2 separate regions of the Homo sapiens genome follow, and region 2 is linked to region 1. The links are chromatin loops, found by intact Hi-C in ENCODE. Cell type or tissue: dorsolateral prefrontal cortex. All regions are shown on one strand.

Region 1 (2,500 bases):
TTTTTGTATTTTTTTAGTAGAGACGGGGTTTCACCATGTTGGTCAGGCTGGTCTCGAACTCCTGACCTCATGATCCACCTGTCTTGGCCTCCCAAAGTGCTGGGATTACAGGCATGAGCCACTGTGCCCGGCCTAATTTTTGTACTTTTAGTAGAGACAAGGTTTTGCCATTTTGGCCAGGCTAGTCTTGAACTCCTGACCTCAAGTGGTCCACCCACCTTGGCCTCAGAAAGTGCTGGGATTACAGGCATGAGACACAGCACCCAGCCTCCCTTAGCATTTCTAAGGAGTGTCACCATCCTGGCATCTTAGCACCATGGCCACACCCATACCCTCTCCATTGAGGTCTGGATCTCAGCCAGGAGACCTGACAGGCGGTAGAGGTGGTGGGGTTTGGGGATGTTTTTTTGAAATTTGCACCTTTGTTGGTGCTCTCTGTCAGTGCCAGGGACAGTGGCTATTCCCTGTAACTGCTATTTCTGTATTCTTTAACATTCTCTTTACTTCTTACCAGCCAATTCCCTGTTATTCGAATCCTTGGTCATAGTTAATACTTTAGCTTTTCCTTTTCAAATTACTGTGTGGTTTTTGTCTCCTGGTTGGCCCCTGACCAACACAGGTTGTGAGATGAAGAAGCCATTTTAACTTTCTCTCCCTGACAACAAAACCCAAATAAGCCATTTGCCTGATACCTAAGACAAACTCACATGTTGGCCAAATTTAAAAAACTGAATTCAATATCCTGACGTTGTATACAGAATTTAATACTAGCAATACTTAATACAAGTTATATAAAAAGTATAACAAGCTTATCTTTCATGAAAGACAACTGGCTGTAAATCCTATTGGCAAGATTCAAACAGTAAAATTATTAACCACTTACCACAAATGTGAAAGAAAATCTTCATGAACCAAAACTCTTCACCAAAATGAGCTGCTACTTCTAAAAGTGTCATCACCTCTACCTTATACTTACATAAGATCACAGTCCCTGGAAGTTTTCCAACTGGTACTCAAACGGGCAAGAGTTATTGTTAGCTGCAGATTGCCTAACACTGTCTAATATGTTAATTCTTTTGAGCATCCACAAATAAGTCAAATCAGATGAATAATTTGAGACTTTTGCATAACCATATTCAGCTGTGCTTTGTGGGGGTGCTCCTGGTTGGGCTACATTTCAGCACTAGGGGGCAATATCCTCACTTAGAATCTACTCTCCACTTGCACATGCCTAACACATTTTTGTTGTTGCTTTTTTCCTCCTAACTAGGGGATTTCTCAGTTAAAGAATCCAAAGAGGACATAAAATAAAATGCCATCCGAAATTCACTTGGGGGCTGTGGAAAACTTGCTCTCCAGTTATTTTTGAAAACTCTCAACAGTAGTTGCTGAATTCTGATTTTTACCTGGGCAGTTACAGCTTGTCATTTTCCATGTGAATGATTCTGTAAGCAGAGCCCAAAACTCTCATAGCCTCTGTTGTCATTGCCTATCAACCAGCCATCAAATCAAAACTATTTTTTTTCAAGAGTTAATTTCACCCAGATGCTGAATTTAAAAAGGGAGAGGTAATTTCCTTGACATTTCTAGACTTGATTAGACATAGACTAATTCAGTGGTAGGGAATGAGGGAGGATGGAAAATTTGTTAATTAAGTTTCATTAGGGAAAAGCATGAAAACAGTCTTTCTACTACCCAAATGCTTGGGAAATACTGTATATTTTTCCAGAGTTAAAGGCTCTCTCTCATATCTAAAATTGCATATATACAGGTTACCTAACAAACCACTCAACAAAGTCAGATTGCTCTTTGGGAAAACTGTCTTGGGAGAGTAACTATGAGGTTTATGGAAAGTCATAGTTTATGATAGAGGGATTTGTCCACTTCTCAAAATTAACATTTTTTGAGCATTTGTTTTTCTTTTTCTAAAAACTTTTATTATAGGTTCAGGGGTACACGTGCAGGTTTGTTATATAGATAAATTGTGTGTCATGGAGATTTGGTGCACAGATTATTTAGTCACTCAGGTAGTAGGCACAGGACCCAGTGGTAGTTTTTTTATCCTCTATCCTCCCACCCTCCACCCTCAAGTAGGCCCTGGTGCCTGTTGTCCCTTCTTAGTGTCCATGTGTACTCAATGTTTAGCTCCCACTTATAAGTGAGAACATGTAGTATTTGGTTTTCCGTTCCTAAATTCACTTACAATAATCGCATCCAGCTCCATCCATGTTGCTGCAAAGGACATGATCTTACTGTTTTCTATGGCTGTGCAGTATTCCATGGCATATATGTATCACAATTTCTTTATCCAGTCTACCATTGATGGGCATTCAGGTTGATTCCATGTCTTTGCTATTGTGAATAGTGCTGTGATGAACATAGGTGTGTGTGTGTCTTTACGGTAGAACGATTTGTATTCCTTTGGGTATATACCCAGTGATGGAACTGCTAATGGTAATTCCATTAGCAGTAAATGGTAGTTCCAAGTACTTTGAAGAAT
Region 2 (2,500 bases), 150 kb after region 1:
TTCTGAAAAGCAGCAGAAATATCAATACTTAAAAGTACCATATAAGGTTAGGAGATTATGGCATGGACACTTGGAATCAAACTCAGGATCCTATTCTTCCTATCAATGAGTTCTATAGGCAAGTAACAACCTCTCTGAGCCAGTTTCTTCCATTTTTGAACTAGTAACAATAACATATTGCAAGTAATATACTTCAGGCTTCTTGTAAAGGTTAAAGGACATGTTTAGATTGTACTTAGCAAAGTGAAACAAGGCTTAATAAACAGTAACCATTCAAAATCAGTTAATTGTATTTTATCAAAAGTGAAACAGGAAGAAATGAATAGCTTTTGTTGCAATTTATCAAGGAAAGCTTTTTTAAAGTAAAAATGTTTTTCTTTTTTTTTCCAGAAAGACTGTATACTGTCATGAAAAAAGTGTTTGGATCTTAAGCACCACGGTCACAGTATAGGGAAAAGACAATGTAGTATTTTTTGCCTTCTTCTTAATCACCTGTGGACTATGAAACTGGATAAAGAAGTTTATTCTAAAGTTTATACTTTATTCTACAGTAAGAGAATTCTCCTGTTTCTTATGAAAAGCTATGATGAAGTAACTAAGAAATCAAGAAAATTACTCATTTACTAAATTGAGTTATCAGTCACACACTTAAATCCTAATGTTTTAAAAAATGATGCTCATTAGGAGGTAACATTTTCACCACTTAATTTTTCACCACTTAGGCCGGGCGCGGTGGCTCAAGCCTGTCATCCTAGCACTTTGGGAGGCCGAGGTGGGTGGATCACCTGAGGTCAGGAGTTCGAGACCAGCCTGACCAACATGGAGAATTCTACCCCATCTCTACTAAAAGTACTAAAATTAGCCGGGTGTGGTGGAGCACACCTTTAGTCCCAGCTACTTGGGAGGCTGAGGCAGAAGAATTGCTTGAACCCGGGAGGTGGAGGTTGCAGTGAGCCAAGATTGCGCCACTGCACTCCATCCTGGGTGACAGAATGATACTCCATTTCAAAAAAAAAAAAAAAATTCACCACTTAAAAATATTTATTAGGTACTCTTTTGCGGTTTCTGTCAATATTTGTCTGCTCTTGTGTGCTTTCCTTTGGAATTCTAGTAAGCATACCTTTTCATGATAATTAAGAAAGTATACACACACAATTCATTGTAAATTTATCGCTGAATGCATACTCTGGGTACAGTATAAATTTCTTTCCAGGTTATCAAACAGCACCATCTAGTGTTCCTATTTAACAGTTGCAAAACAAACTGAAAATTCTTTGTGTGGTCTGGCTGCCCATCAGAATCAATTGCCTATTTTGAAAAAACAGAGATGCCTCTTGCATCTCCCCTCCCATGCCTGTTAAAAAGCATGAGGATAGGGCCTGGAAAATTGTATTTAAAAAGAAAAACAATCCCGGTTTGACACATAGTCAGAATCAAGAACTACTGATTTGGTAAATATACTTTTGTAGAACTATAGAGTCAAACTTGTTTATGCTGTTTAACATAAGTACTTTAGATAGCACTATATCATAAAAATTGAGGTTACTGAAGAAAAATGAAAACTGGGTAGATGAGAAAGGCAGCAAAAATGGGAGTATGTACATGGATGTAATATGTGTGTGTGTTTATGTGTAAGTATGCAGGAAGTGTGTTATTAGAAAATATAATGTATCTATAGTTATCAACTATAAGGAAGAATAATTCATTTATTTGCACGTTTGTACATGAAAATTTATTAAGCTGACTCTTGCCTGATGACTGAGTCATATGTCACTTTAAAACTTAGTGTTTTACTATTAAGCTCATAAAACCAACTATATGTCAAGCATTGAAAGATAGTACATTTAGATATTCTTTAAAAAACGGTTATAAACTTATGGAATATAAAAGTTTGAGAGTTTAAAGAGGTTTATTTTAATCAGGGGAGTTGCTTTTCATAAAAAGCAATAAACTGTATTGTGAAATATAAAATTGCATTCAAAATTATATTTAGGTATAATAAAGGACAGCTCTTGGGCCAAAATATCACCATACTATTAATGATGATTATGCTTCTTAAATATATTTCAAAACTGATTTGCTCATGTTCTTAACTTCTTAACTTTCTAATCCTCATTTTAAAAGTTTTTGCCCTAAGCAAACAGAATTCAAGTGAGGAATGTGGCTACTTTCTGATTTTAAAATGAACATTTATATTTTATGGATAGAGAAATAATTCCACATAAATCTCAAGAAACACAATTTCCTAGTAAGAAGACATGCCTTACACAACTCCTTAAGGATGTCAAGAAAGTAATGAAACAAGGTAAATGAAACATTCAATAGCTAAAAAAAAAATTTTAAATATACCTATTTTCCACATTTCACACATTTGTTTTAGAATTGGACCTACACCAATTAAAGAAAAGGCAGACAGGAGATATTCTTTCACAGAGATTAGAGACTTAATAATATTTCCCTCAACAAGATAGCAAATTGAGAATTCAGAATTGCAGCTGAA

The links. Hi-C counts contacts between places; a loop is a spot of excess contacts. Peaks named below come from ENCODE experiments on the same cell type or tissue, not always from the same donor. Only the 100,000 strongest peaks of a DNase experiment are listed, where the experiment ranks them.
Region 2: a loop joins it to region 1, with 11 times the contacts of the local background. A loop is called at or near these places in 84 of 110 quality-filtered maps.

What each region holds. Positions count from the first base shown.
Region 1 is chr5:115,097,099-115,099,598 of GRCh38, forward strand. No RefSeq gene overlaps it. Among named protein-coding and RNA genes, the nearest start is that of TRIM36, 72 kb to the right of the region's middle. In dorsolateral prefrontal cortex, CTCF peaks have their summits at 1,165 (motif pointing right) and 1,364; no DNase peak of the experiment used is centred here; H3K27ac peaks cover 858 bases.
Region 2 is chr5:115,245,349-115,247,848 of GRCh38, forward strand. The region is part of intron 2 of PGGT1B (protein geranylgeranyltransferase type I subunit beta); the gene reads right to left. Among named protein-coding and RNA genes, the nearest start is that of PGGT1B, 16 kb to the right of the region's middle. In dorsolateral prefrontal cortex, CTCF peaks have their summits at 1,213 (motif pointing left) and 1,413; no DNase peak of the experiment used is centred here.